Linked DNA regions of Homo sapiens: region 2 is linked to region 1. A link is a loop called in an ENCODE intact Hi-C map of the cell type or tissue named here. Cell type or tissue: dorsolateral prefrontal cortex. All regions are shown on one strand. Each heading gives the region's core, and the rest is flanking DNA. Links, peaks and the distances in the headings are about the cores only.

Region 1 (16,890 bases), core at 5,940-13,939:
AGGGAGAGAAGGACATTGCAGGCAAAGGGAACTGCAAATGAGAAAACTCTGAAGCAGATGCATGTCTGGGATATTCCAAGAACATCAAGGATGTTAGTTGGGCTAAAATGAGTGAGAAGATGCTTGGTTGAAGATGTGGAAAAAGAGTGGGAGTGACCCTCAAGGCCAGAAACAGAAAGTTCTTTTTCTGGGTGAGCAGGGAGCCATTGGAAGGGTCTGAAGGAGAGGAGAATGTTGTAATCTGACTGGTGATTTTAGAAGATCACTCTGGCTGCTGTGTTGAGAACATGCCTTGCTGAAGTAAGAGAGTAAGGGAGAAAGCAGGGAGACCTGTGCAATTAAAAGGAAAAAAAAGATAAAGTTTCTTTTCTCTTGTTGTCATTGATTTGGGGATCACAGTATCTCTTGTCTATTTTAGACATTCACTCTGCTACTCATCTGAGGGACTTTGTGTATGGTCCTTTATTGAGTATATTGAGAAAATATCCTAGGTTTTGCTGTAGTCAAATCTATTTTTAATCCTCATAAGGTATTTTTATATTGGGGTTTTATTTAAGATATCCTTCTTCTTTTTGAAATTTTTAATTCCAGATAGTATTTAAGGCATAGGAATGTCTCTGCATGCTGCAGTGCATGCCAAATTGCATTGAATTTGTTTCAAATTTGGATTTGAAAATACAGCTTTTTCTTTCAATGTACTAAATGAACAATACATATTATAGGATATGATTTTCAATGTGTACTTAACAAAGAGCAATTTCATTTTCTCTGGTAAATTACACACTCACTTGTTACAGCTTTGGGATTTTAAAAAATCCAGGAATAAATAGAAAACAATATGTTTAAATAATGTTGGCATCCTGGCTCAATGAGTCAAACCAAAAGAATTATTCCAGTGCCTGTCACTTAGTAAACTAGTTCTGAAAAATCTTTTAATTTTGTGTTCCTTGCTGATCTCTCTCTGAAAAGAATAAAGGGAGAATTAACTGGATTTCAAATAATGTTGGCCTGGTGCTTCCACAAACCTATTCTGCAGATTGGTTATTTAAACTGCATTCATTCCAAATTAAATAATATTTCCTATAAAGTTGAACTTTTTCTCTATTTTCTTCTAATTTTCCAGCTGCATTCTTACTCGTTTCTCCTGTAATTTGTCTGACTGGATTGCTATTCTGTCGTTACCTTCTTTTGGTGAAGGCCACAAACACAAGGAACATATTAGTGGAATCAGTTGGAGAGGGAACCCATTTCTATAATTGCATCTACAAAAAAAAATGGTGTACTCTGCATATATTTGGTCCTGGCAACATTGAGAAGTTTGCATGTTCTTGTGGGCATTGAGATGGTGTGAAAGTCATTACAGATATGCTGACTATCCTCTCCAGAGAACATAGCACTTGCAGAAAAATATGACCTTTGGCAAGTAGAATTTCTGACACACTGATTTAAGTGGTAGTGGTGGCAACTCGTTGAAAGGACATGTGGAGCTATACAGTGTCATCTTTTCTGGCCCCTTTGAGCCTCGTGATATAGTTTGAGATCTAATCCTTAAGGGTTAGAGAGTTTTACAGTGTTGAGAATTTTATTCAGTTACTCAAAAGACAACTGTAATAGCAACTTCAATGTGGTTATCTTTAAAATAGCTGTTATTTTAAAATATAATTAAAGAGAAACACAGCTGGCAGTTTAAAGGAAAAAAAGGAATTAGTAGTACAGTTAAATAGTGCATCTTAAATAGTGGGGTGATATTAAATGGTTATATTCTGGAAGCTCATGCCCACACTGCCTTTGAAGTTCAGGCTGCCCAGCCACATTCAGGCATTGATTCAGGAAACTCCCTTGGCCTTTCAGTAAGAGAGAGCTCCCTTATGCCAGAACTGCTTTGAAATAGAATGTGGCAGAGCTGTAAAGTGGGTCCAATTCTACAAGTCAGCACACTCTGTGGATTTTCCATTGTGAATAGTTCTCAGATCTATATCTTCAGACCCTCCACCAATAGTATATTTCAGCCCTTAGGTATCTCTCATCTATAGCATTGGAAAAAAGCCTCCTAACAGGCCTCCCCAATTCCATACTTGCCTACGTAAAATATTTCTTACTTGCACAGTCAGAATATTTACATAGAATACTTATCTAAGTATATAATTCCCCTACTTGCAATTCAGCAATGGCTGTCCATCATCCTTAGGATAAAAATTAGTCTTCCCAACAGGAGATACAAAGACCACCAGAACTGGTTCAGTTCCTGGCTCTCCATTCACATCATTCATTTTCTCTACCTCAGACTTGACACTCCAGTATAACTTTTTGTTGATAGTAGTTCAGTGGGATAGACCATCAATTGATTGCATACCTCCATGCTTTGCTAATGTTCTTCTATTTATCCAAAACCCTTCCCATGTTTTTGCTTAAACATCATTCATATTCCAAGACTAAAGTCAATGAAAATCTACATCAGGATGATTGTCCTCAATCTTCTGGTTGGACTACATGTCTCTCATCAATTATACTTTGTATCATCAGTCTGATTCATTCAAATAGTCTGTGTATTATATGTGCCTCAGGCTAATGACTATTAATACCTGTATATTAGAAAAGAAAGCCTGGTGCTTAGTAGAATTTTGTTAAATATTTGCTCAGCTGAACCAATGCATTAATACTAACAACAAAAAGTGTGCTTAATTCAGGTGTGATGGCATGTGCTTATAGTCCCAGCTACCGAGGAGGCTGAGGTGGGAGGATCGCTTGAGGCCAGGAGTTAGAGGCAGCAGTATGTTATGATAGTGGCTATAAATAGCAACCGTACTCTAGCCTGGGCAATGTAACAAGACCCCATCTCCAAATAAAACCAAAAATTTAAACAAAAAAATAAAATTTAAAAAGAAAGTGTGCTTAAATTTCTAAATGTTTCCACTCACATTCGCATGCTGCCATTTAAATTATTTGAAATTCTAAATTAAAAGCTGGATATGAATGGTTTTGTGTACTAAAATAACTGTAGAAGTATTTTAACTTCATAAAAGATGACTGAAAACCAGCAACAACAATAAAAAAATAATGGCATGCCAGGAGGAGCCTAGCAAAAATGGTTTGCAAGCTTAGCCTGAGAGTCATCTAATACCAGTATATGAACTTGTGATCTACCTCATTCTCCAAAAGTAGTGTGCAGAAAGAAAAGAATTGAAGATATTTTAGGATTCTAGCTAGTTTGTTTGTAATTGAGGTAATTTTCACCTATATGAATACTCTATTCCACATCCAAATTACTTATTCAAATCCCAAATGACTTTGGCCAGAGAATGTATTATTTGGAATTCCATTTGATGCCTTCATTTAATTTGACATTGAACCAGTTGTGGGGGGTGGGTGGCAGGGGACTGTCTTTTTGGAATATTCAAGGAGTTATAATGATAGTAAATTTATGATAAAGTTCATAAAATTTACTTTAACCATCAAAGCATATTACTTGGAAAATAAAATGCTAGATATTAATTCCTCATATCTAGAAAGTCTCTTACTTTTGTGAGCAAAGAGAATAGAATTCTTTGAGCATTTGACTTTTGAAATACTCAAAGATATATGGAGAGAAAAATGGAGCCTCCATCTGATGCCATGGGGATTCTAGATCAAATGATTTTAGAGTAAGTCACATCACTGTCAGCAGACTGAAAGTAAAGACTCAACCAACAACGTTTCATAGAATTGTGTCTGGCGTGTGCTATGTGCTTGTTAAATACTTGTTAAATTAAGGGATGAATGAATGAACTGTCAGGGAAGTGATGTGAACTGCTAGGAATACAATTAGTTGATGCATGCATCAACACGGAAGCCACTCTTCTACTTCCCAGTAATTGCTAACTATGACCCTCAACTTACTGAGAGTGGGCATAGGAAATGCCATAATACACATCATCTCTGAAGAAACCTGCAAAGTGATTCTGTTTCATCCATTAACTTCAAGCCAGATCTCCTACCCCTGTCCTCATGCTCTTTTATCTCATCTGTTTGCTTCACACATGAAACTTCAGCAATGTAGTAATGCTCTGATCGAATATAAAATGTAAGTGTAGAGGATAAAAAGGAGAACTTGGAAAAAGAAGGTAAAAGAACAAACTAGTGAAGAGAAAAGGACTTTTCTATGCAAAATAACAGAAGGAGAAAGGAGAAAGCAGTGATGTTCAGCATTTTGTAGAAAAGTTTTAATGTTTAAGTAAGGGAAAAAAAGATGGAATTTTAAATAGCTGCAGGCGTGGGTAGGCTGTATTAGTTTTATACATTCTCTTAACATTTCAGTATTAACATATACAATATTTACTAAGTTTATGCATTTCTCCCTTTGATTGTTTCTATACGCCCAACACATGTTTTCAGAAGAAAATAAAGAAAAATGTGTTCCAGGCAGAGATTTTTTTTCCTAACTCCACCACCACATGCATATTTCTCACCCATCTAAAATAGCATTTAATGCTGCCATTAGATATTTTATTAGGAAAAATAGGTTTCGTTCTTGCCAGATAAGACAAAGGTTGAAATCAATGCTTCATTCTGCTGACTAGGAGAATTAGACAGCCTTCTTCTACTCCGGTACTTTTAAAAATGTGTTCTGTGGGACTTGAATGCCTCAAGATGCTATTCTGAAAAGAGTATCCATTTAAGTGAGGTTGATAAAAGCAACATATTTTGATGCCTTTTCAAGAGCCATATATAAGGTGACCAACCAGTGCCAGTTTGCCCAGGATTTTTCTGATTTTAGCACTGAAAAGCTTGTATCCCAGGAAACTCTTCAGTTCTAAAAAACTGTTCTAAAAAATTCATATATATCTTGAAGTAAGAAATATGCTAAATTTTGTTTGAAACGTGTTTTTTAAAAGAATACCTGACAATGAAACATTTTTTCTTAAGCAATAATATTAAAATTCAAAGGGATTAGTCATCTATGATACACACTTTGGGAAACTCTGCCCTAATCCCATCCATTTTTCTCCTGGCCCCTGGAGTCTCTCCATTTTGTTGCCCCGTTTTGCAGGGCATGTGGAGCCTGAGGAATGGTCTAGTATTGTAACTGCTTGAGTTTCCTCCTGAGCCTTAGACTAGAGGTACTTAAAGCCTTAAGCCTGAAATTTAAAATAATTTACATATTGAAAATATTTTTATCACTTTGAAATATTTCTCCTTTCTCAATATCTTTTACAAATATGTACCTGTCTTAATGCAAATCTTTTGGGAATTTCTACAGGAATGTAATACATTGTAAGAAAAATCCCTAAAAAGTCTATATTCCATTTTCCATTACATAATTCTGGATGAGTCTTTGTATATTTTGGGAAGTATGTGTACATTTCAAAGAAGAAAGTCATAAAGAGTTTTGAGGCTGCCATGGTATGGCAACATAGGCATTCCGATAACTCTCTTCTGAGCCCTCTCTGTAAGAACAATTCCCATACCTGAGGGGAGGTAGAAGAACAAGACAAGGAGTAAGAAGCATAAAACGGAAGACAAACAATGTCAATGCTTGGAAAGGGAGAAAAATTCAAATTCACAGCCACTTAGTTTCACTTATTTTTCTTTTCAAATAACCAACAGTTAAAAGTTTCATCTGGCTCAACACACCTATACTCCCACTGCGTCACGAACTAGAAACAGGTGCCTTTTCCTTCACCTGCAAACAGTCATAAAAGGCAAGCCCATTTCAGTGAACACCCGAGGACTGGGCAAATGAATGTATGAAAGGGGATCTACTACACTGAATAATGTTTCAAAAACTGTATTTGTTTCAACTAATTCTGAATTTTTTCTAAATTCAGAGATATTTGTCTAACTTCCTCTAAGTAGTTTTCACCTCTAAATATCTGAGAATTAAAAAGTATGATTTCTGACATTTCTAGCACACAGTATCTACTGCTAATGCTGAGGGAGCATTCTTTTTGACAAAGTCTCTAATTTTTTTTTTTTTTTACCTCGGAGACAAGACTATGCAAAAGAAAAATGCAGTAGTTGCCTACTGTTCCCTGGGGTTATTGGAGAGGAAAGGGAGTGGATGGGAAAGTACTTCAAATAGTATATTACTTTTAGGTATGCTGCTTTCAAAGGGGGTAATTATAGAAACACTGACAAAGACACATCACTGTTGTTTTACAAATTTTATGTGTGTGTGTATTTGTATGACTCACAAAAGTTCATACAGCTTATCTTCTCCCATAATTGATAAGCCCAGTATAACACTCTAGAGACTAAACTATCTTGTTTTAATATACTTATAATGAGTACGTACTATGTGTCAGGCATTTTATAGCCATATGTTAAGTACTTGCTGTAACTCTTCAAGAAAGACATATCACCTCCATTTCTGGGTGAAGAAAATAAGAGACACAGATATTAAGTTATTTATGCAACATCAGGTAGTGTTAGTGGCAAAGCCAGGATTTACACCCAGGCTCCTGGACCTCCAAAGTTTCCCTTTTCTCCACTGTCTTTATGTGTAGTCTGTTATTTTTTAAAGTCAAGGATTTATAACAGAAAATTATAAACTTTCATATTAAAATATGTTAAATATGTTATTTTGGTTAAAAGTAAGGTGTTTCTATTAAGGAGAAATACGGCACTAGTCATAGAAACATCTGTGCTATTTGTTTTGTGTGATGTGTCTTTGGCTTGCTAGTCTCCTGCACATGCAAGTATGTGTGCACAGGTACACACACACACACACACACACACACACACAGTTTTTATTCAGAGTATTCATTCTGCTAGTATGTATTAATAACTTTTATATATTGCTATATTTGTACTCTGAGCATTGATAACATAGCATAATATTATTATACTCTGTGCCAACCATATTTTAGATGCTAGAGATACAGATAAAGTCCCAATTCACAGGAAGCTTAATTCAGAAGAGAAAAAACAGACATGAACCATGCAAATAAATAAGCAAAAACATTTCAGAGTGTGGTTACTTTTTTTTTTTTTTTTTGAGACGAAGTCTCGCTATGTCACCAGGCTGGAGTGCGGTGGCATGATCTTGGCTCACTGCAACCTCCACCTCCCATGTTCAAGCGATTCTCCTGCCTCAGCCTCCTGAGTAGCTGGGATTGCAGGCACATACCACCACGCCCAGCTAATTTTTGTATTTTTAGTAGAGACGGGGTTTCACTATGTTGGCCAGGATGGTCTTGATCTCCTGACCTCGTGATCCACCTGCCTCAGCCTCCCAAAGTGCTGGGATTACAGGCATGAGCCACCGCGCCTGGCCTGTAATTACTTTTAAGAAAGTAAAACAGTGATGTTATGCAAAGTTACTAGGTTTTGTGGTAAGAGTGAGATTTTCACTGAAGCCTTAAGTAGTAGAAAGAACAAGGTACACAAAGATCAGAGGCAGGGCATTCGGAGCAAAGGGAAGAGCACAGGCCAATGCCCTAAGGGATGCCTTAGTGAAATCCAGAAATAGAAGGAAGGTAAGTGCAGCCCGAGCATAGTGAATGAGCAGGAAAGTGGTAGAAGAGGAGAGTAGGGAAGTGGTAAGGAATTTGGAATTTATTCATTGCATCATGGAAAGCCTTTGGAAGACAGTAATATAATCCGGTTTATATTTTCAAAAGATTGCTCTGGCATCTGTGTGGAGAATGAATTGTAGATGAGGCAAGAGTAGGTGCAAAGAAAGCAATAAAAAGATTATTATAGTGGAGCAGGCAAAGAGGATCCTGACCTGAATAATATGGTGGCAACAAAGGTGGTGAGAAGGTGACAGATGTCCTGGGGGCCATGTCTATCCTCATTATTTCCCATTCCTTTCTATATTGTTATTGGTGTGAACAAAAATGTTACATGCCAACGCAAAGAAGGATATGGAAAAGGGAAGAAAAAGAAATAACCCCATCACGTCATTTAGCACTCGCCAAGTTCTCCATGCCCATTTAACATAAATGAATGTGTAGGTTTACTTTTAAGACATGAAAATGTGTCATAAAAAGCATTATTTTAAAAACCAAAGCCCATGCATTGAGCCTACTATATTCATCTAAAGTAATTTTCTCAGACTTTCAAGAGAGAAACAGATTGATGTACTTTTGGGGTTGTTAACTAGTGGCTTTTCAATAAAGCCTGAGTATATTGATGATTTTGTTTTTCACTTACCTTTTAAAATTTATACAATTTAAGTACCATCACTGGTATGGCAGTAAAAAATAAAATATAAAAATAGACAGCTCCATAATTTGGCCTTTAAATGGCTTCACATATTTATATTCTATGTAGGATATGTAACAGATTGTGACAACAGAATCAGATATAATCAAATTGCAGCCTTACAAATATAGCAAATATCATGAAACAGCTCCCTTCTGCTGACTCAAAGAGTGGGAGTTTCATTTCTTTCATTATATTTTTTCTGTAACAGCTTATCACTAGCAACACCTTTGGAGCATTTCTCCTTCTTTGTCAATGTAAATGTCCACACAATAGCGCTTTACCTATATTTGCCATCAATTTTCTCACATTGGATTTTCTACTCTGGAGACAACTAATTTGAGTAACTGGAAATATAAAGCCTATGGCTTCCACCTTCAGTTTCCCAGTTCACAGAGCAATATAGAAAGTCACTTCCAGATGCAGAAAGCCCAAGGCCCACCCATAGACTTTGTTCAGCCTCCGTGGTGCTCCTTAGCTTATTTCTCTAAAGCCTGCAGATTTTCATATGTGGTATTTGGGGAAAATCTTATTATCAATATATAAGCATCACTACAATTAAGCTCTGCTTGTTGTGATGTCTGAATATCAATAAGGACTCCAGTTCATCCTGAGAGTGACAGCCATTTAATTCACTCTGCCTGTCTAATCTTGGGCAAGGATTTAAAAGATGCTGTCAAATATTTGTAAACATGTCGTGCATTTTTCTTTCACAGAGATTCTTTTAAAGTGAGAAGAGTTATTTTCTGTTTTGTCTTGGATTATTGTTTGGTTTTTAAAAGCTCATTTAGCTTTTCCTCTTCTTTAATAGTAAATTGCAATTTTTTTTCCCCCTAAGACTCACAGGAGCTATCCTTCACTGTATTCATGAAGTGGGAGTAGTGCTGTACCAGTAGGGGGCGCTCATATCATACCTATTTTGTGGGTTGGCGAAAAGTAAATTTTGTAGGTTTGTGTAGTTAAGGGTGGAGCTATTTTAACTCTAAAGCCAACAAAGATTATGAGTTGGAATAGAAGTTATTTCCCCCTGTTGAAAAGTTAAACTTTGCTAAAGTTGTAAATCTTCACTATGGTACGAGTTTAAGTGGCTTTTGGTTAATGAAACTGCATGCTGTGGTTGATGTTTTCAGATAGCTTAATGTGGAGAATTTAAAACATATTAAAAGACTTTTTTCCTGATAGGTATTATCAAATTTTTTAATCCATAAATAACAGACACAGCACACTCACCCCTGATTTTAAGGGGTTTCTCATATTTGTTTCATGGCTGTAATTTCATGTAAACATGGCTGATGGTGATGTGAGTAGCAATGGACATAGAGTTCAACTTGTTTTTCTGGTAAGTGTCTCCTAAGTAAGTTTACTTTGGGGTCATTTGCCTTCTTCATTACATTGGCATCAAGTGTAGTCCCAAAGGCATCAAGATCATGATTAGCTAACTTTCACCAACATCAGTAAGGAAGCAGCCTGAGGCATCCTTCTATTCCTTTTTCTTCTTCAAGGTTGTTATGTTTGTCCTTTGAGTTGTCAGCACCCTTCAAAACGCTCTCTGTAATTTTAGAACCTTTAATATGGTGAACATCAAGCATCTCATCATGCCAAATGTAATTTTCCACACCCCCAGCATTTAATGTGTTCACAGGAAATGAAAAAAGAATCACACTTCCTCTCTTTGCTTGTTCCTTATGCTTTATCGAACACCATTTTAATGCCAGGCACAGAGTGAGAGACCAGAGATTAAAAAATAAAAGATGAACAGGGCTTATCACTGCCCACAACAAACTCATGATCTAGGCAACACATTATTTTGTGTACTGGGGAAAGGATGGCTCCAAAGCCTGTTTTCTTTAACAGAAGAAAAGGACACAGTTGTCTCCAGACTGGTCCACATGTTTAACTTTCACATCGTTCCTGACTCAAGCAAGTTGACTAATTGCTTACACTATACATCCCAAAATTGAAAGTCTTTAAATTTGGAAGTGCATTATGCCTGCCTTTAGATGGACATGGCTTATGGATTCACTTATGTCATACAATTTTCTTGCAAACTACTATGCTGTTTCAGGCCGGTGAGGTGGCTCATGCCTGTAATCCCAACACTTTGGGAGGCCGAGGAGGGCAGACCACTTGAAGTCAGGAGTTCAAGACCAGCCTGGCCAACATGGTGAAACCCTGCTAATGAAAACACAAAAATTAGCTCTGCATGGTGGTGGGTGCCTGTAATCCCAGCTACTAGGGAGAATCGCTTGAACACGGAAGGCGGAGGTTGCACTGAGCCAAGATCACGCCACTGTACTCCAGCCTGGGTGACAGAGCAAGACCCTGTCTCAAAAAAATAAAAATAAATTAATATGCTGTTTCATAGGTTGAATCTGCTTGGACGCTGGTATGCAAACGGGAGGGGGCAAGGGGAGAGGAATAGGAGATGACATGGGAAGATGAGACTGGGAGACGGTAAAGTGTCCCCACTTCCTTAGGGTGAGCTCCACAACTGTCTAGCAATTCTCTAGCAATAAAATGGCTGTCCTAAGATTGATAAGCCTTTAGCGTGGCAGAGTGATGACTCTAGACTCTCGGATTTAAAGATCTCTTTACTTCACACAAGGTCTCTTTTTCTCCTCTCTTTCCTCTACATAAACTTTCTTCTCTGTCAGCATTACTGCTGCCTATTGCATCCAGTTTACTATAATGCATAATTACCATGCCATCATTGCTGCTGCAAATGCCTTTTTCTCTGTTCTTTCTGCACATCCTTTTCCATTTATCTTATATTTCCTGTTTTGGAAATGTAAGATACATCTATATACATCATGGTGCCTTTGTAATGTTAAATGTATTTTTTTCTAAAGAAGGTCCCCTAAATTGCAAAAGCTCAGGCTCCACAGAGACTTAGATCAGTCTCTCCCCATGGGTTTTAATATTCAAATCTTTGGCTCACCTTCCAGTTGCCTTGTTGTTTTTGTTGCTGCTGCTGCTTTTGTGTTATGATTCTGTAGGTAAATTGTTTGTAGGGCTTGTTCTTTTCTTAATGAATATTTTTAATATCTTTTTTTCTCCCAGGCAGTTTCTTAGTCCAGAGTTGTGCCAGAAGCCAAATTTTCTAATAGAGCTTAATGGATTCTTCGACAATTCTTGTAAAATATGGTATCTTAAACATCTATCACTAAAGTGGATATTACAGTACAGATATTGCAAAAATGTGTTTAACAGGGTACATAGAATTTCTGCCAAACCAAATGTTGATACACAGTATTAATAGGACTCACCCAGCAACTTATATTTCAGCCTTCACATTGACTTTGATACCAAATTCTTTTTGAAATCTATTGAGTACTCTCTCAATTTCACCCAACTTGGCCTCCCCTCCCCAAACACACATATTTGCTCCACCTAAGAGGCCTAAGTCTCTCAAAATTTTAGAAGGCAGTCAAACAAGATGCCCTTTTTCCAGGCAGTAATATCACAATAGAAAACATCTTCTGAATACTAAACCTCTGGCAGCAATAGAGTCTATTCATTTCGTTGCCAAAGGAAATGGTAACCCAGTAATTATCACTGGCCCTATTACTTCTTCTCATTAGCCCTTGTCTCACACAAAGCAGAAGTTCAAGTTCTTGGTTCAGACTTTGAGATTTCCAAAGAACTGGTTTGGCAAATGACTTTTATTTCTTGATCAACATTTTGTGTATCAGGCCCCTATTCAGGTTCTGCAACTAGAGAAGTGAACAGACAATATTTGTGCTAGCATGGCAATAAGTTTTGCTGAAGCAGGGCAATGAGGTGGGAAATATTAAGGGATGGAAGAAGACTGTTTAATTATCTAGAACACTTCCTTGAAATAGATTAACAAGCTTTCAATACCAAGCAGTTAGGGTAAGCCATTGCTCAAAGGGACTACTATGACAGTTTTTTGTATTACCAAATTTTATTAGATGTTAAGTCCATACAGAGGTTGAACTATATACAATGGCAGTAAACTGAATATGAAGTCATTAAAAATTAAGTTTCATGCTATTCTTTTGGGTGTCATGACAGTAGCAAAACTAGCGCATTCAGTTCCCAGAATCACAGCTTCATCATAAAGATGAGTCATGTTGAACTAAAGGGACTATATTTTAATGAGCCAATCTGGTTACTGTAGCTCATCTATGCTCAGCAGCAGACTGCCTGGGGAACAGGAGACAATCTATTTGTCAAATGAAGAATTAGTCCCTGATGCTATCCTTCGGCCTTGATCCCCCCCTCAACACTCTCCTCTCTGTTCCTTCTTGTATAAAGTCTTGCCTTGGGGGTTTCCCTTAACTACAAATAACGGTAGCATAAAACAATCTGCATTGTGCCTGCGATTCCCCATTTAGCATTTGTTGACAAATAAGAGTCATCAAATATTTATTATTTATCTACAATGCTTTTAGCACTGTGGGGTTACAAAATAATCTTTATAGAATAATCTCTTGGCCTTGAGGAGGAGTTTCTAGTCCTTTGAGAGAGTGAAAACCTCCATACATGGAACTTCAGATCAGAAGGTATGGTCTGTAGTCATTCAGAAAAAAATGATCGCTCGACCCTATGTTAGGTAGTCAATAGGGAGAACCTTAGAAAGGAGTTGGGACATGAGTTAAACATTAAAGAATAGTTTAGGTGTTGAATAATTTGGCATTTTTATCATTTTCCGATTTGCTCTCTTTTTAAATTCATGTACTAAAGATTTCCTATTGACAAGCATACGATGCACAATTATTTTTATTCCTGATTTCAGTGGATCATTCTGTGAGTTGCTGTGGTTGTTTTTCTAGCTTTAGGAGAGGATTAATACCTTGAATCCTTACTTGTAAGTCTCACCAGCACTAGAGGTTTTAAAGTGTGGAGTAATAACATCTAATGTAAGGGAACTAGAGTGGAGACAAAAACATAGGGGAAATGCTAATTTTCAGTAGTCAGTGTAACCATGGGTAATTTTTACATGGGTTTGTGATATTCTGATGTAAATGCTTTAAAGTAGATTTTGAATATATTATTTTCTACTGAATATCGCATAGTGTTATTTTAAAATTTATTAGGAAATACCAACTCTGTGCCAAGTAATGAACATTACTGATGGCTAAAATGCTTGGCTAGCATCAGATCTGTCTAGCTTTATTAAAAATAATAAATCTAGATTTACAAAGTTCTTGACACACAATATATCAGAGATATAATCTCAAAAATGTATATCCAAATAAGTTCTGTCCTTTAAATTTGGTCCTCTATGAAATGATAATCATATCTGAACAGTAATACCATCATTCCATAGATTTTTTAAGTCTGTGTTTCAGTCTTTCTTAAAGTGCCAGTAGACGGCTGTACAGATAAATTTCTTACATTATTGTGAAATTCACATTTTTATGAAGATGGTATTGCCCCTGCTTGATCATCTGCTTCATAAATTCACATAACAAACATTTTGCATGGTACTCATACTGTGCCAGGGAGGCAAAAATAAATTTGGCGTGGATCCTGCCTCTAAGGATTGTACCACTGGTAGACTAAAACAGGTAAGAACTTGGCAAACGAACAAGGAAAAGGCCATTTGAGATAAAGGAAACGCACATGAAGACATGGAAGTGCGGAACAGCATGGCATTTTCAGGGAACAACAGATGGTTTGGCATGACTAGAATATGAAATGCAAGGAGAGAAAGGGTGCAGGTGATGCTTTAAAAAGTCATTTTAAGCTAGACAATGAAGATTTTTTAACACTTAAAATAATTTCCTATTATCAAAGATTTTATCTTTTTTACCATAGCCTGGAATAAAGTTATAGTGGGCTTTTCAGGTATACTTTTATTAAAATTTGAGGGAATAGGGACGGTAGAAACAAATAAATAAGCTTAGAAGTGCCATACGTGGTGTCAAAGTGATGTCTTGCTTTCACATTAAAAATAAATATATATTTACAAACTTCTTGACATATGATATATTGGAGACATCATTTCAGAAACGTATATCCAAATAAGTGTTACACTTCTTGTGAGCTATTTTGTTTTTTAGTCACAATAATTAAGAAAACCACAGAGTACAGAAACTAACTTTTATGTGTTTTTATTAAGCTTTAATACTTATATACATTAACTTATTTAAGATATATATAACAATCTAAGTAATACGCATTTCTCTTCCTATTTTACAGATGAGAAAACTAAGATTCAGAGTAAAAAAAGTGGCCTAAGATGTCCAGGTTACTAAGAGACAAAATCAATATTCAAACAGATATGTTTGGCAACAAAGTTAATAGTTTATACTGTGTTGCCACTTTACCTCAGTCAGACTTTATCTATACCATATTTGGGTTTGAACACCTTCTGTTCTAAAGAAATTTTAAAGTTTTCGTTAAACTGTCCCAAATGTCAGGTAGGAAAAGTTGACACTGATTTCCCTAAATCACAATATTCATATTAAATATTCTGGAGGTTGCCAGGGAAGAATTTCATAGCTATCTTATCTACACCATCCTATACAAACTGCATCTTGGTCCATTAATCCTCAAATTATGTTAAAGAAAAATTGGGACTATTATACAATCTCTAAGTGATAGTAGGCTCTCAAATGTGACTTTAAGAACATATGTTAACCTCTCTCGACCTTAATTCTTCATCTCTAAAAGGAACAGTTTAGACTAATAATCCCAGTGATCCTTCTGCGTGGTCTCAGGATTCTGTGCTCACTGCAAAATAAATAGCATTTCAGTCTGTAGATACGGTATATGCTGGCTTACAGGTGAGAGAGACACTTTAAGTGTGATTATTTTATAACCGCCAAATTCGGAATCGGATTTGAGAGCTGGGATTTTTGTGTTTATTTTTAAGAACTCTCATGGCCTACATATTTCTGGCATATGTAAAATTTGTTACTGGTGATATACCCTGTTTATAAACAGAAACTTGTTCTTTAAAGACAAGGTACCAATGTGCTTAATTTTTAAATCAATAGAAATAAACTAATCAAGAATACCCATCAACTGCATTGTGGAGTGGTTGTTGTATGAGGAGGCAGTAGGGTATAAGGATTAAGGACCCAGACTCTGGGTTTGAATACTGGAAATGCCACTTCTTCCTAACTGTGGAACTTTAGGCACATTAATGCTGTTCTCTGTGGCTTAGTTTTCTCATCTGTAAAAACAATTTCTGCCTCATAGAGTTGTTTTGAGGATTAAATGTATTCATGTATGTGTAGTACCTAGAACAGTATCCGGTACATATAAACATTCATGAAATGTTACCTGTTGTTAGCATTATGGATAAGAGATCACTTATTTGAATTAAAGAAGCTACAGAATTAATGGATAAAATAAAAATATTGAAGGTAAGCTGCAAGAGGGCAGAGGTTTTTGTCTGTTTTCCATATCTGTTTCCTGGGCACCAGCCTAAGTATCTGGCTTAGATTAAGTGCCCAACATATATTTGTTGAGTGAATAGTTCAAGATTCAATGACGTTGAAACCTCTATTATCTTGTTTTTTTTTTTCAAATGTTCCTCTGTATTTTAATGTTTCTTGTATTCAAGAGCATTAAGCCATATGCTATAAATTCTATAACATAATGAGTAGTAAGTAACAGCTTTGGTCTCTAGATTCCTGTTTCAGTTCCTCTGTGCTATTTTAAGCAGAAATACCATAAAATCTTAGATAATTTCTTATAAAAACAAGTGTTAGGCCTCATCTTTTTTCTTCTTTTTTTGACAAGTAAATAAAACCAGGCCTCTGCTTATTTAGACATTTCATGGGTCTTGGCAGTTCTCTTTGTTGTAGCAGTAGCTGTATTGATCCAGCTGTTGCAGTTGCTACTTGGGCAGCTGCTGGGCAGCATTGCCAACTGCCTCAGATGGTTTTTAAACTGATTTTAGAGAGAAAAACAATCCAGGAATTCCAGAAATACAGCTAAGCCTCCCCTCTCTCTTGTCCAATTAGCAGCTATGGCTTAGAACCATGGATTCCAAATACAGCAATCCTACTCTTTTGGATACAAACTAATGCCTATCTTGAAGAGTCTAAGTTGGATAAAAATCTCACCCTCAGTCTCAGTTTTAGTAATAATACTTTAGAATTACAGTTACTGTAAGCCAAGTGTTTATAAGGATTTTCATAATCTGTATCTTATTTTACTTAAAAACCCACGCTTTCTTCTCTTTACTCTTTCCCAGATAGACATAGTTCCTGAGTCACTGTTGATTAGCCAAAGTGACAAGGATAGCCACTTTAGTTAATGAAACTAAATTATTTCTCCCAAAACTAAATTATTTCTCCCAATAGGCTCTCGGTCAAAATCATGCTGATATATAAGGTGCTTTCCAGCTTTGTACTATCTTAAATATTTTATTGTTGTCTAAATGATTTTGTTCCAACCATAAGCTTGGAAAACAAGAAAATTGTATAGTACAACACCAAAACCTAATAATTGTCACCACAGGGTGCATTGGCCAATGGGAGGAAACTTTGCCTTTTTTATTTTTTTTAACAGAAAGAAATATCGATATCCAACTTAAAGTTCCCAGGAAGGGTATGAAAATTTCGCATAAAGATCTTATAAGTTTTATAGAAGGAGAGAAGCTGAAAACCCATTTAGACCTATTCTGCCCAAAATGCAGTGGTACAGAAACCTGTCAAAGTGGGGGAATGTACTTTCCAAAGACCAGGGATGAGAAGCAGGCAAGAAGCCCTCAAAAATCAGCTG
Region 2 (16,890 bases), core at 2,963-10,962, 220 kb after region 1:
AAACCAAAAATACTGCATATAAAAAGAAAAAGAAAAGAATCTAAAACATAGGAAACTATGCCATATTACTCTAATATCTAGCCAATATCAGTACATGAAAAACAAAACCTATATTTAATGGATATAATCTCAACAATTTGATTGCTACTTCGACTACTGACACAAATGCAAAACTGTAAATACTTTAGCTCATGTTTTCAATTCTGTTATGAATCACAGTTGCATTCCCATACATAATAAAAGCAACAGAAATATACAGGGTCCTTTCCTCACTAGGAATTGTGTAAGCACATATTATGTGTGTGTATCGTATATGTGTATACACATATACACACATATATATGCACATTTAATAACATTACAAAGAAGAAACAATTATCTCCACTTTCAAGATAGAGACCCTGAGGTAGAAGTTGGCAAATTGCTGACTTCACACAGCTGAGCAACAAGGGCAGCAATGGTGTCCAGGTGGCCTAGTGCCAGAGCCTGGACACTTCACCATGCTCATACTGCACTGTGTCTGGGAAGGATTTTGTGTATTCTGCTGCTCAAGATTATCTAAACTGAGCTCCAAATTAGAGTAAGCTATTTTTCCAAGGCACATAGACTTACTCATTTTCCATGTTATAATAAAATAAAACCTGTCCTCAATTTATTGGCTTTTGAGGGGAAGGCATAGCACATAAACTGTATTAGTATTTTGTAATGCCTTTTACAAATCTGCCTTAAGACCACCAAACCTTCTAGAGCCTTTCCAGGATTCATACTAGTCAATAAAGCACACCAATTCCCAGTGTGGATTCATTTCACTCACCTGAAAACATTCTGCTCTGAAACCAGACTTTCCAACTAGGCTGTCTGTCTCCAAACCCCAGAAACCCTACTTTCCTGATGACCTGGCCACATTTGTCTGTCAAGACCTATTTCAAAATAGGTCTTGCTAAAAGATTTACAAAATTGCAACAAGCAGAAGTCCTCCCATTTCCTTTGATTTTTCGTCTTCCTCATCTGGTCTCTCCTGTCTTCTACATCTCTCTTCTATCTCTTCTCCTTCTTTCTACTTTCTTTTTTTAAAAAAATCTTTTCTCTTTTGCATCACTATTTTAGCCAAACACCTGCCCTCCTCCTAAACACCACATGTGTCACAAAAAGTATGGACATTTGGAGACATGTTTCAAAATGAAGAGTTGCCCTGTTGAGAAGTTGGATTTTTGATCTTTTTATCTCTAGCTGCCATTTGCTGGGAATGTGATTTCAGCTCCATGTTCTCTTTAACAGATCTATCCTCCCTCTAAAACTATACATATATATATTTATATACACATACATACACACACACACATACATACACATAAACCCACATATACACACGTGATATATATGTGTATGTATATTCATATATTTTTATATATTCTGATACTTCACAGATTATTATAATAGAATTTTATATGAACTTTCCACTATTCTCATTTGCATAGTCAAAGCATTTTTTGTTACAAGAGAAAAAAGTCAGACATTTTCAGATAATTTGACTGAATATTAGATTTTTATAGATGCTAAATAACTGGTACCAATTTATGTCCCTAATTTATACTAGTAATGTACAAAAATGATATTAGGCTGGTCCAAAACAATATTCCTTTCCATTACATATCAGATATTAACAGTTGGTTCATTCTCTGGTTTGATAGGATTTAAACTCATAACATTGAAAAGTCAATATAACATTCATTCTTAGGACATTTGAAATATAAAATTGTTGAAGACCTTTAAAGTGAGATAAAATGGGCCCATGACTTGCTTGATTGCATTGTGCTGAGTCATTCTTTGTGCCTTAATGAGTAAGCAGTTAAGGACAAAGTAAATGTCTTCCTCTTCAACTTCTGCCTGTGTTCAATTCCCAACAAAAATTTAAAGACAACTGCACAGAAAAGCAAAATAATAACTTTTCCAAAATAATCCAAGCTTCTACTAATGATAAATTCTTTCATCTGAAATATTTTAATAATTTGCTTAATCCACATCTTTATTCTGTGATTGTAGGGCCAAACTTTAGGTAATAGCATTGGACTGAGATTTGTAAACTTTCCAACCTTCCAGGAAATGCCCCAGAAGCAACAGAATTCACAGACAGAAGCAAAATACAGGGCACTACAGTTCAGACAATACAACAAGAGCGTCCACGAGGTTAATCTAAAGGGAGCATGTTTCACAGTGGCTGGACTACCGAGAGCTTGGACTACACAATACAGTATTATAGACAAAAGAATAAGACAAGAGATCTACACATGTTGCCTTGCATTTGTGGTAATCTACACCAATGAAAACATGTACTACAGCTATATTTGATTATGTATGGATATATTTGAAATAGTATACATTGTCTTGATGTTTTTTCTGTAATGTAAATAAACTATTTATATCACACAATATAGTTTTTTCTTTCCCATGTATTTGTTATATATAATAAATACTCAGTGATGAGAAAAAATTGGCATTCTTAAATTTGCGGTATCTCATAACTGTAAATATAATCAGACTAGTACAATCTGTACAGCTACCAATATTTCATGTTTCTTCTCATCTTGAGACAGCACATTAGTTCGTACAGGACTCAGTGGCTAGGTTTTGAATGATTCCAAGATCAAGGGAAATGATGGTTATTGGAAAAGAGAAAAAATAATTTACTTTATATCGAGTGAGGATAAAATATTTCCGATCTTTGAATCATCTCTATTTCATCAACTTTCTTCCCTGGTCTTCCATTTTCATCCCTAGAGCAGAAAAATCTCTGGCATATAAACTAAATAAAAGAAGAAGGGGAGGGAAAGTGTTTTATAACTCATAAAGGAGAGGGAAAGAAAATATTGGTTTTTATTGGGGAAGTAGCTTAGAATCCCCCAGTTAAGTGCATATATCTGAACTTACTGAACAAGTTACATACTAGGTATACACAGAGTGGCAAAATATATTCCATTTAGGTGGGTGGAATTACCAGGGGAAAAATGTAATAACACCACTAGATGTGAAACACCAAAATCGTGAATTCTCAAAAGCACCATACAATATGTATAGTATATAGTTCTTTGAAAAGAAGTTAGAATCACAACCAATACCCCATGAATAGCTTTGTGGCTAATGCAGCACCATAATTTGTAATGGAACTAAGATGATGATGACGATATTTCATGAAAACAGAGAGATGTTTTGAGCATATTTATGTGGTGAGGTAAGAAAGAAAATTAATCCTATAGCATCTGAAAGACCTCACTGGGAAGTTGGTATGGATTTTTGTTTGATTTGTGCATACAAATAGGTATCACAACTTGATCTGGAAAAAATAAGCTGTGAAAATTCTCAAGGAATAAGATGAAAATAAATCAATTATTATCATTTAGCTCTGCAAAGCTTTCCATGGCTAACACAGTAAATTTAAATAAAGCTCTCTTTGTCTCCTTCAAATAACCTGTGCGTGGACTTTAAAAAAAAAAGGACACTCCAAATATCAAATCAACATATTCTGAATATAAAATATTCAGTGAAAATTTATTTTCTGAAATGATGTTTGTTTAAAATACTCGTTAAAACATAAATAAAGGTGACAATCTAAGTAGGATTTAGGACTCTGAAAAACCTGGTTTTCTAGATTAGTCATCACTGTGAAAAGTGTGACTCTATTGGCACAACCATCACTCAAATGTTCCCATAAATCTGCCCTATACCACCTGTACAAGACAAATTCCTTTTCAACTTCTTCGTGGAAGTTTAGTTTGGTTAACAGATAGAAAGATGTAACGAGCCAGGGTCTCCTTTGTAAGATACTTGTGACAAAGAAACCCTTCCTCCCCATAAAGGAAGAGGAAAAAATGCAACATCCACAGAGACTTATAGAGATTAAAAGAAAAAATTCCACTGACTCTTGCTTGTAGGAGGGTGAAATGATTTGACTTGTTAGATATGGATGCATTGCTGTATGTGAATTTTTATCAAATGATCATAAACCTAAGTCCTTGGAGTTCATAGTACAATACACTCTTGCCCATTTCCATGCTCACCCAACCCATGAAGGAATTCCTTTTAAAAGATGCATGACAATCTTAAGTGAGCACATACTATGTGAGAGGCACTATTTAAGGTCCTAGGGAAATACAAATAAAACATGGTCTCTGCTTTAAAAAAAAAAAAAAAAAAAAAAAAAAACTCACAATCTAGAACTAACAGATAATCACCCAGCCTCTACTGGCATATTTCTGATAATCTGGAATTTCATCCTTGGGCAATTATAATTTTTCAGACAATTCTTTCTTATATCAAGATGATGCTTATTTCTACGTGGTTTCTACCCAGGGCTCCTATTTTTTCTCTTGGGAGCAAAGGAATAATGACTTATGAATTTAAAATAAAAAGACAGAAATCATGTTTTCCCATTCACCCCACAGCCTTCCTGCAACTCTCTTCATCTCCAAGTGAAACATCCTTAATTTCCTCATCTGTTCTTCATGTGATATCACTTCCACATCCCCCTAGCATCTGCATCATCCTTCCTTGGACAAATTCTCCTTTATCATTATATTTCTTTGAGTGTAGAGCTCAGAATTGCACAGTCTACTACAGTTGTCTGACCAGCACGCTATATAGCAGAACTTGTAGAAAGCAAGTTTAATTGAGAGCTGTGATTCTTAAATTCATGTTCTACTTAGACCTGCAATTTTGCTGTGGAACCATGAACAAGCCATTTCATATCTCAGATCTCAGTTTCTTCGTCCATAAGATCACTTCTGTCTCTCTATCAAGATTCTATATATTCAGGAAAAAGGCACTATACTTATATTATTGCTACCAAGGACCATATTAACTACTTTTATTGCTTATCCTCAACTTAAATTCAAAATCCTTTTAAAGTAAACTGCTAATGGCCAGGCGTGGTGGCTCACACCTGTAATCCCAGCACTTTGGAAGGCCGAAGCAGGTGGATCACTTGAGTCCAGGAGTTCAAAACCAGTCTGGCCAACATGGCGAAACCCTATCTCTACAAAAAAAAAAGCATACAAAATTAATCAGGTATGGTGGCGCCACCTGTAGTCCCAGCTACTTGGGAAGCTGAGGCAGAGAATCACTTGAACCTGGGAGGCTAAGTTGCAGAGAGCCGAGATTGCGCCACTACACTCCAGCCTGGGTGAAAGAGCAACACTCTGTCTCAACAAATAAATAAATAAACTGCTAATAAGCCATGTCATTCCCTCATTTACTCATTCATTCATTATACATTTATTATCAATTTACCAAGGGCCTTCAGTTACCAGCACCATGCTAAGTTACAAAAAGACAAAGATAAATAAGGCAGAGTCCCTGCCTGAAAGTAGTTCACCATCAGAACATCCCAGTTCCTTGCATCAGAGATCTCACAGTCCTATGGGGAAGACTGAGAAGTAAATAAAAAAATTATGAAGAATGTGACAAAGGCTCTGATACTGGTCAGCTCAGAGTGCTTGGGGACCCTGAAAGAGGAACTGCAAGGCTGGAGAGGTGTCCTCTTAACACAGAATGACTTCATCATTCTCCACACATACTCTGACTTCTTGCTTCTGATATTTTACATGCTCCTCATGCTTTCTTCACACCCTTCTCTTCACAAAACCCAGAGCAAATAACAGCTTATCAGTGAAGCCCCTCTGACTCCCTTGGCCATCTTCCTAATTATCTTATAGTGCTTTTCATGTTGTTCCTTAATTGTCCATGCAAGTCTGTTTTTCCCTTAGCAAAGGAGTGACAAAAAAACAGAAAATCAGTGCCTTGCCAATTGTTTTCGTTTGCTTAAGAAACATTTATTGGATACTACACCATGCCAGACACTATTCTAAGTACTGTGATGTAGCAATAAAGTGCCTAACAGGTCTCTGCTCACGGGCTCACATTTCAGCAGAGGAGGTGAAGGTGCATGAGGGGAGAGGGTTCATCAAACAATAAAAAAAGAAAAAAACTGAAAAGTTTCAAGTTCTACACAAAGAATTAAAAATAGGACAAGGTGACTGGGTAGTGAGTGAGGACTGGGTGCCTCCAAAGTGAGCATAATGTTTAAAACTTGGCCTCTGAAGCAAGGCAGATATGACTGCCAGTCTAAGCTTCACTTTACTAACTAACCTTGGGCTAGTTGCCTAACTTCATTATGCCTCATATTTTAAATGGAGAAAAAAATATATTCCATGTCGAATATGACTAGTTTGAGAAATGAACATGACAATCCATACTTGTGCTCAGAATAGTGACATGCACACAGTGAACTTCCAATATATGGAAATTATTTTATAGAGATTTGATAAATAAGTGTTGTAAAAGTAAATAAATAAGAAGAAACCACATTTCATCAGTTAAATATTGCATCATGGGGGAATCATATGGTCACAGAAGGAATCAAGCAGTTATCCTTACTCAAAAAAAAAAAAAACCATCTCTCATCTCTTTGAAGACAAGAGAGCTGGTTTTGGTTCTGGAAAATAAGACAATATAGAGTTAAGAAACAACACAGCATCTCTAATTCTCTTTTTCAAATGGGTCCACTGGTATTGTGTCTGAATAAGAGGGGGTCATTCTGCTACTTTAAAATAGGTCTATCCTGATAAAGCACATACCATTAAACCTCTTGTGTGATTTCAGACAGGGAATGAGTGAGTCAATATTGCAGTGACTTTGCAGGATCAAAGTCTTCCCTTGCATGGATCCTGGAGAAATCAGTGCAGACTATTGAAATATGACAGAGATTATCTCTATGTCATATTAGACTCTCTACTAATGTTTGTCTTCAGATGCTCCTTCCCTTTGCCAAAATTATGCAACCCCTGCACCACCTGTTGTTCCTCCCCAGTTACAGTAGACGTGTTAGTTATATAATTAATCATCTGAATATCAATGATAAAAGGTTTTTCACTGAATTAATTGATACATGCATACGATCATCCTCAGGAAGCTCACATAAAGGACGGATAAAGGAGAAACAGAGGATGATACAAAGTAATGGGGTGGGTTTTATAACAAGTGCATAAATATACAAATGAATACGAACCTTTGAAATCAACATCAGGAAGTTATGTGTGATGTCCCACCTGCTACCCAGCACATTCAAAGCCTCCTTCCAGCCTCACCGTGGACAGAAATCTACTGACACCTCCACTCTGGGTATGGCACCTTGGTTGATATCTACTTCCAGTAATACTAAATGTGTTGTTTTAACTTGAATCTTTTGTACATTTTTAATTTTTAATTAATTTTTACTCTTTCTCTTGTATCAGGTAAGAAATGAAAGAAATAATATTTTATTTTTCCAAGCCAAATTTAATCCAGGACAAGAACCTAACTCAGAACTAATGAGAAGTTCCAAATCAGGTATTATAGGGGAAAGGGAGAGACGAACAGGAGCAAGGCCCCACCCTCCGTTCTCAGTGGTCCCATTGCCATGGCTAAACCTCCCTGTCTTCCTGATCCATCACAGGAACTCCCCACACGAGTGGCTCAGCCACGGTGATCGTCCCGAGGCAGCGTCTGTCAAGACCCACACAGTCAAACCCATTCTTTTGGGTTTGGCTGTATTTTGAGAGGGCTTTATTCCCTTCCTCTCTATGGATGTCTCCCCTTATTGGGCTTTCTCTCTTTCTCGAAGTAATAACCACCTCTTTTTTCTTCACCTCATGCAATAGCCATCCTCCATTATAGCCCTTCTCTGCCACAATCTAGCTTCATTCTTTTCCATGAACTTAGACCTTGAAAACAGGGGCCTTCTAATGAATCTAGACATGAAAACAAAGCCCAAATTATCATGAAGTACATCAAATAATTAATAAATATATTACATACGTAACACTTTATTACTTTATTAACTGGCAAAATTAGCAAATATAGATAAGCCGGAGGCATAAAATAGTATCACCACCAAGAGAAAAGCACCATGGTGTTTGTGTATATCGTTTCAAATAATTTATATGAATATATTAATATATGTTGAGTTTTTCTAAGACAAAATAATTTATTAATAAACTGAATCCTCACTAAAGAATATGAAGTTTAATAGTTATTAAGCATAATTTGTCAAACTACACATATACAGTGTAGCTTTTGTGTACATTTCAATCACTCTCAGTTACGAGTCAGTGAGGCCTTTAAAGAATTTAGCTGAGGATCATCTCTATTGCACTGCATCTTTACCTTTCCTTCCACCATCTCACATACTACTTAAAAGGGGCCTTTTGTCTTCGCACTTTCATGCCAGCTGAAGGCATTCTCAGTCTCATGCTCTGCATCTGTCCAAAGTGTACCCATAAAGCATGGAAACCTTATTGACAGTTTCTCCCTCATTATCCCTGTGCCTAAGTCGTATCTACCTAGATCCAGAGATGCTAAGGCAGTTTTTCCCCCCACTCACTCTAAAGATGCTTTGTTTCTTCTCTTTTCACCTTGTGGAGGTCTCTTCCTCTGATCCCTAAGCTGGAGAAGCCCAGGGTTTTGCCACTTAACCATCGCATGCTCACAACACATTATGCTGAAGCTGCCATTCTTTCACCAGTTCACACTTAAGTTAAACTCATCTCATAATTGGTGCTAGCCTCAAAGCTGAGTTATTTTTCTCAAACTGGAGCTCTCCTTCCCCACTGATGTCTCTTCCTCTGCCTTGCACAGTATGAGTAAAGAGCTGTTCACTGCCATTAGTTAAGGCATTCAGCTTGGTTCAGAACCAGGAGTTTGTATAAGTAGTGTAACATTGAACAACAACAGCAATGACATTAAGTGTACATATTTTTACTTCTATTTATTCAAAAATGCAACACCTGATAATATTCAAAAGCACTCAAACCAACTCTCAAGCCTAAACACAACATAAAATTGAATAATTAAAAATAATGTAAAAAAATCATGTACATTCCTTTAAGTAATATACAAATAGCTGCTACCCATTACCTGAGCTGAAGTTAGCTAATACAAAATGGCATTGAATTTTACTGGAAGAATTACTTCAGCAAAGACAGACTGAATTCTACTAACAGGCTTCACTACATGTTACCTAAAGGAGTCTTTTTCTAAGAACCAAGAGGAAGAGAAAATGTTATGGCCACTAAAGAACACACTTATCTCCTTACTACTCACTTGCGGGGAAAACAAAATTCTTAGCTAGAAATTACTTCATCTGTTCACATCCGTAACCTCTTCACCAATGACAGTTCCTGTAAGTCACCCTCAGCATGAGAAATGACAATATATGGTATGGGGGAAAAAAGAAAGTGAACCGGAAAGAGCTAAGTGGGAAATCAGAAGCCCTGGAAAGGTGAAAGGAATGAAGATAACAAACTATTGAATTGTAGGAGGAGGGCAATTATGGGAAGAGGAATGTAAGAGATTGTCCATTCAAATAATCCTTCTAGAAGAACTGAGTCTAAAATATCTGATCAGGATTTCAGGACTATGAAATGACAGCAAGAAAGCAGGGAGCAGAAAGGTGGCATCGCTGGGAAGGCCTCTTGCCCCGAAGTCTGAGAAGGTTAACCTTCTGTGTATACAGAGTTTGCAGGCAGAGGAGCTGGCTTGGCAGGCTGGGCAGAATCAGGCCAAGGCACAACTCCAAAAAATGATTTTCAGGACTCTGGGTGAGAAGGAGAATATGTTTAAAATAAAAGTTTTGTCATGTGCATATTTTCTTCCTTACAAATCTTGACCTCAAGATATGTAAATTAGATTTTGTATATTCTGCAGGGCAACCTTGTCCCAAAGCACTAGGTCTGCTCTCCAGATAAAGAATAAAAGAAAGGCTCATCCTCTCCACCCAGAGGCTAGCCCTCCCTCCCAGGGATGTGGAGGTGCTGTAGCAATCACAAGTGCAGGCTGCTGGATAGTATCTGATCTGGCTACTCCTGGAAAACAAAATCCTAGGGTTATAAAGCAGCCCTGAGAAGCATTAGAAAAGACAAGCTAAAAAAGGAAGCAGACTAGCCCCTGCATGTAGAAGACAAATCCATCTGTAGTCTGCCTGGGGATATATGGGTCAGAACTGCCAAGCGGAGCAAACCATTGGAAAGTATTGTTTAGGTTTGAAAAGATGAGTAGAAAGAGAAAAATGACTGCTCTTTAAGTGGAGGTTAAGAAAGAAATAGGAATGGAAGCCCCAGTGTTCCACTTCTCAGCTATTCCAAAGGCACGTGACTCGTTCTTCACAGAATAGTGCTAAACAGAGCTGGGTGATTTGTAATTAAGCTCACAGACTAAAGAGTGAGTCTTATAAACAGCCAGTGATGTTGCTGGCTTCCCCCCAGAGGATTGAGACTTTGCTACACCAGCATCCTCAAAATAACATTATATTTCACTTTTAAATAAGATGTACATGAATGTTCACTTGTGCCCAATTACAGTAATGCATGATTTACATAAAATTAACTCTCCTGCTTAATTACAGTCACACAGGGATTAAGGGAGAAGGGGCTTTTGCTTTGTAAACAGTACCTGCTTTAACACTTAGCCTCTCCATGAAGTAACTAGTCCAATCATAAATGAAAATGAGTTCTTTAGTCATTGAGATTTGCCATATATTTTTATGGATCAGGATAATGTGTAAACTGAGTCAGGACTATGTGTAAACTTCCCTCAGAATTATGTGTAAAATGAGTCACCAGAGTTTTTATCTAGTTAGAGCAAAGGAATCCAATTCTTTTGAAATGTGAATGTATAAACTGGATTGCTTTGTAGCAAAGATCTAGGGTTTTGAAGTTTGGCATACAATGTGGAGTTTAACCCTCTGGGTAAGGAATCTGCAAAGGGCAAGAGAATGAGTCTCCAGTTTTCCAGAAGCAGCAAAGAAAACGCTTTCTTTAAAGGGCAATCCAAAGCTGCTTTGACAACAAGATGATTAAAGGCTGCCCCTTCTCTCATCTTACATCTGTCACTTTTCTGCATCCTGCTTTTTGTCACAAACATGAACAGAATTTTTCTCTGAATAGGACTTCAGAATGCACATTAACAGAGAATTAAAAGTGAAGTTCATTGCAAACCACCCCAAAAGAATTTTTCCTTTTCTCCGCCTCTGCCAGACCAGGTGCCAGAACTGGAGTCGAAGAAAATTCATTGAGCTGGCACAATGAGAAAATGATTGAAGGCAACAGGGATTGAAGTTTCATCGTTATCAGTTCAGTGGGGACGTGAAAATGCTTCTCTAAAAAGCTGCACAAAAATACCTCAAGGGGACTGAACACTCACTGCACTGGCTAACCACAAAAGATGGCAATTTCATTTTGCCACATCGTCAACCTTTTTTCACCTAGTACATAGAAGCACCAGATACCATAGGTAGAGAAAAGGCTTTGAAGGAGGGAAAGAAAACAAGATAACCTGTGAGCACCTAGGAAAAGCGTGGAAGAACAAGATCTTAGAGCAGATTGCATTTGGAAGAAAGGATTATAAATTGAAATTAAGCAAATTGGATCTTATCTTCAGAATATTGAAAAAAAAATCACATTCCTAACTCAGGGCTCAGTACTTAACTTCTTCAGAAATACTTCTAAACACTATTCCTAATAAACTAGATACCTATAACATACCAAGCACTTTTTTATAAAAGAATCATTAACCAGAAATCATTAACCAAGAATTGCATTTAATATGTGCAAGCATGGTATATAATACAAAATTATTTTACTTCATAATCCCTGCCCACTTATTTTGCAACAAAATGTTAAATGTACCGACCTTTTCAAGTCCTTAAATTTAGGAAGGCTTCTGTGGGAGAGGTTTTCAAAGGTATCTTTGGAAAGTCTGGAGATAGTACAGGGTCACTTGGCAGTTTGTGGGGGAAATTTTTCCAGTCATCTGTATTTTATTTCTTTCTTTCATCATTGTAAATTTTTCTGTCAGGATCTGAGGCATTAGAGAGATTAAGTTCTTGATTTTTTTTTGTTTGTTTGTTTGCTCCTTTGAAATCAAGGTCTTTCTGTTCTCCCGAGTTATCATCTCCCTGGCACTGGCTCTTTCATATTGTGCCCGATGCTATAAGGCATCCTTACTCTAAAATGCATGAATCAACCTTCAATTTTCCATCCTTTGATCCTTCATTGAGTTGTTGTTTCACAATATCAAAAAGCCTCAAAAGCTATGACTTGAATAGTGGCCATACTCAAAGGAACAGTATGACAGGCTTGATCCTGAATACACAAAATCAAAACGCCTTACATTTCACATGAAACCCTTTATTTGACCTGATAGTAATGGAATGAAGCTGTCCTTAAAGCACTGAATTTGTCTCTCTAGCTGCATTTGAAGATTTTAAGAATTGATATCATGGTTTATTGATTGTAATAATGTGTAATGTATATAAAATTATAATTTATGACTAAGGATAAAAACAGGAACATGTATGAACCTCCTACTCATCCTATATAGGAGTGGGATTGTTTGGGGCACTTTCTAAATATTATTTTGATTATTTTTTATAAAAATTCCCAGATATTTTATTATTTTGCCAATTTTAGGATGAAATGACATAAAGTAACAGGTAATGTTGCAAATAATGTGGCAAAGGTCACAGAGTCAGGATGAGCCACTGCCAAGATTTGAACCCAAATCAAACCAAAATCTATTCTGCTCCACCATATTATGCTGTTTTTTTATGTTCTGTTTTATACTAGAATTGAAGAAATAATACATCTTTTGAAGTTACATGTTGGCATCCAAATTTTTACTCCAATGATGGTGCAATTGCTTCAATTATTTTGAAATTTTGCTATGGAAATTATCCTCAGAGATAGTTTATGAACCACACCAGAATGCCTGTTTTAACATATTATAAGGATGCTGTCTTTCAATTTCTACCTTTCTGTTCATGCCTCTTCATCATTCTCCCAATTTTAACAAACTTAACCACACACAAAGTTCTTCTTGCCTAAAGTATAGTTGCCAGGGAAAAAGGCTAAACAAGATAGCTTCAGAGTCTTATAAGTGATATCATATCAGAAATTATCTTGTTCATGTGTATGTTTAGTTGTTTTTTCTTTTGGATCTTTTCCCTCTTACACCTTTTCACGCCCAAGGAATGTTACTCTTCGTGAGATCAAGAAGCCTGTCTAGTTGATACGACCCCAGTTCTAAGAACAGTTCTTGGCATTTTGTAGGTGCCCAATTAAACTTGATGAATGAATAAATGGGTGAAATTTAAGTCATCCCCAAGCTTCTTCCAAGTTGTGTGATATGACTGCTCTATGCCAGTCAAGAACGTAACTATGCCATTATGACATTAATCAGCAGAAGATGAATAAGATATGTTCAGTATGAAAGTTACTGGTCTCTAAATGGAGCCCCAAAAGTGTAAGCTAACAGTACAGAAGCAGCTAAAAGGGCCTCAGAGTCATGTTTTCCTTTCCTCTTTCTTCCTTCCAATTCTCCATAAGCCATACCAGTTTCCAGGAAACACCCTGCTGGGGTAAAGGGTAGTATGGAGCTGGTGTGCTATAAATTATAGTCATTACAACATGTCAGCAGACCCCCCAGCTGAGCTCTTTAACTCACTGCCATGAGAGCTTTCAAGGACATTCACTTTCAGGAAGGTTTAGGAGCATCAAATGCCTTTTGCAACCCACCAGGTTTTTTAACTCACGTGAGTCTGACACTTGTTAGGTGCATTTTATCTTGCAATCTATGTAATTAGGAGCTGTCAGATTAAAAATGATTTGCTGCCACTGAAAGGCATTCCAACTCTAAGATTCATTTGTAAATGTTGTTCTCTTTCCTTTGTCTCTCGTTGTATCCTTTCAATACTTAGTACAAAGCAGCATGAGGGGACAATGTATTGTGACCACCTTGATTGCCAAAGAAAGGCACATCCTAAAGCTCATTCAGAAAAAAATCAATGATTGTCAAGTCATTATTGGAATTTTCAGACGTCATATATACATCCTTACAATTGTCAAAATGCAAATGTGCTCTCGTTTTATTTCTTATTAATATCACTTATTTTTGACCTTTACTCAAAGAAGGAAAACTTTTTAAGTGGCTCTTGTTGGCAGAGATCAGAGTGGCTAAAAAGTGAAAGGATATGTAGAATAAAACTCAAACACAAAACTAGACAGGAATAAAGGAACAAGGGGCACCTAGTCCTGTTTCATTTGTTGAAGACACAGGCTCTGATTTTATCATTGGCCATTCATGTGAAGGGATTCAAGAAAAAAAGAAAAAATAATGTTATCTAAGAAGCGTACTTCCAAAGCTACTGAGGTAAAAGGTGTAAAATGAACCTTTCCTTCCATGAGATCAGCCATAAATGAAAGAGATGTATTCAGAATAAATTACCACCAGCAACAACATTCATCAACCAGGCTTTTGATGTCATATGGAAGAGTTGAGGGGTGAAATGAGGAAAAGCCATTTTAAATTACCTAATTCTAAGGATGTGCATTTCCACCCCCGCCTGGTTTAAAATTTCAAATAAATAAAAGCCTGCTTGTTAATAGTTAAAATGATTAGTAGGTAGAAGACCCTGGATCTGTCAGACCCAAAATGTGCTAGAGAGAAAAAATCCATAAGATACTACCGGAAATAAAACTGTTTTTAATTGTATATGTTACTATTATGTGTTTGCACATTTATTATTAAAATTTGATTACTCTTTCCTTCTTTGGTATAAAAAAAGTAAACTAGAAATCCAAGCAGATATCATGTTGTGTTTGTTATTGTGAATTGGATCCATTCAAATCTGTCCTGGGTCCAATGAACTATTCCAGAAAGAGGCAATGGGGACAGAACTATATTAGGGACAACAAATTCAGTGCAAGGACAACCTTAGCTAACTATAAAGGGATGTGCCAACTGCAAGGACTTCCATATTGCGTACATGGGAATTGAGGCAGAATGTTAGCCATGCATTTTCTACTTCTGAGCAGAGATTTGCTCTAAAAACAAACTGCAAGGAAATCTCTGAAGCCAAGCTACCTATGAATAATACACACTAGTTGCTGGTTCCTTTTTTGTTTGTTTGTTTGTTTGTTTAACAAATATCACCATGGTTTTCCAGTTGAAATCAAGCTATCAAAATAAATAATTTCTGACTATGGAAATCTACAATTTAGCATTTCCTTGATTTTTTTCCATTCTTGAGTTTGGGGTTTGGGAGGCCTAGGGAAAGGGGTAATGAGGATCCAAGTCTGAAAGCACAAACACCAGGTTTGGTAAGGCGGCTGTTTTGCACAGCCTTTGAAAAATCTCATCTGGGCACTACAATGGCCATAGCTATTATGGCCAAGGACTCCACCACACTGACATTTTGGCAGCAGGGTGTTCTGGCAGTGAAGGATAATCCTGTGTGAAGCACAATCTGCCTTGTTTTATGCTGTATTACAGAATCAGTCGCATGTCCTAATCACTTTTGAAGGCTGAATATAGTCTAGGAAACAAAGAGACCCAAGGACCTGTACAATACTAACAAAAGCTTGCCAAGTAGTAAGGTGGTGAAACAAAGCACATTGCTTAATGTTTTGAATAGTGTTTACATTACCTGGGAGAATTGTCCACTTTTTATGAATTACCCTAGATACTCATACATTAGACAATCAAATTCTAGGTTTGACTCTGAGTCTATGAAGCCCTAAATAGTATGTACCTTTTGAAATCTAGACTACCTGCTGCCCTATGTCTCATTAAAGGCCTTACGATCAGCAGGATTAGACTTGCTGACCATCCTGTTGTACACTTGAAAGAGAAGAAAAGAAACAAAGAACTCTTCCTAAGGAATCGTTTACCAAAACCTTTTGTAGTACTTTTATAGTCTTCTTTAATGGAGGAGAGAAATCTTTTCCCCTGACTTATGGGTGTCTTGATTTTATGAAATTTTGCTCAGATATTATAACTTAGATTGAAAAGAATCCTTCATTCAGTCAGGATTAAAATGGTACCTATTTCAGTTCAGCCATCTTAGTTAAAATAAAATCAGCAACATAGCAAGACAATTACTGACAATATGATTGTGTGTGTGTATATGTGTCTTAGACCAGTCAGGCCCTACAGCTATTAAAATGCTTGTTGGGTTCAAATTACTATAAATGTCTTTGAAAGTTAACTTCCCAAAGCAAACCTCCTAAAAGCGAAGGAATGTTCAGTTCTTTGAAAAATTTAAACAACAAACAAAGTTCAGGATGAGAGTTCAACATGAATGTAGATTAAAATTCGTGTAATTACAAAGATTTAAGAAAGTTACATCAGATTTAACTATCCTAGCATTATTAATTTAATTTCTAGTCATGATAATACTAAGCATTTAAAATGCATTTGGTGTTTATGTAGATGGAATCACTCCTCAAAATTACAATTTTGAATTAATATGCTATTAAAAATGCCACTAGAAAGTGCTTTTATTATTCTGCCATGAAATAACTGTTCCATTTCTTTTTATAAATGAAATTTCAGCATTTATCTTTTGATCTTCTTTAGATTTTGAAAACGGTAATGTTTCTGTTTAAGAATTCTCCTTATGCTACATTAGTGCCATGTTCTTTGACAGCATAAAAATATGCAAATATAGCCTTTTTAATGGTGATTTTTCATTTTGTTACTGTCATTTAACTGAAAAACAACTGATGATGTTTCAACTTATCACTTACAACAGTGAAGTTACTGAATTGATATTTATGTTCAGAGCAGATGACATAGAAACAAATATGTTTGAAATACCATCTGTACCATGTTGATTTCTTCCTTAAAGGCACAATAGAGTTGCTGAAGTTCAGCCTTACGGGGAACATCAGACTTGGGGGCAGTGATGACACATTACTACCTTGGAAAAATGGGTAAATGAGAGTTGCTGAATTTGGAGATAGGTTGTGGGGGAGAGGGTGGGAAGAAGAAAGGTGGCAATGTGAAATTTACAACTTCATAAAA

The links. Peaks named below come from ENCODE experiments on the same cell type or tissue, not always from the same donor. Only the 100,000 strongest peaks of a DNase experiment are listed, where the experiment ranks them.
Region 2: it touches region 1 in a loop (2.8-fold over the local background); 4 of 110 quality-filtered maps call a loop at or near these places.

The regions. Positions count from the first base shown.
Region 1 is chr2:192,154,810-192,171,699 of GRCh38, reverse strand. All of the region lies in intron 4 of TMEFF2 (transmembrane protein with EGF like and two follistatin like domains 2), which reads left to right. Among named protein-coding and RNA genes, the nearest start is that of TMEFF2, 32 kb to the left of the region's middle. In dorsolateral prefrontal cortex, for the core only: CTCF peaks have their summits at 8,892 and 9,093 (motif pointing right); a DNase peak (open chromatin) is centred at 9,059; H3K4me3 peaks cover 276 bases; H3K27ac peaks cover 5,609 bases.
Region 2 is chr2:191,935,618-191,952,507 of GRCh38, reverse strand. It overlaps TMEFF2 (transmembrane protein with EGF like and two follistatin like domains 2), which reads left to right. Exons shown (of 10, transcript NM_016192.4): 10 at 2,101-3,462. The coding sequence ends at 2,197. All of the region lies in intron 1 of CAVIN2-AS1 (CAVIN2 and TMEFF2 antisense RNA 1), which reads right to left. Among named protein-coding and RNA genes, the nearest start is that of CAVIN2, 97 kb to the right of the region's middle. In dorsolateral prefrontal cortex, for the core only: no CTCF peak of the experiment used is centred there; no DNase peak of the experiment used is centred there; H3K4me3 peaks cover 258 bases; H3K27ac peaks cover 907 bases.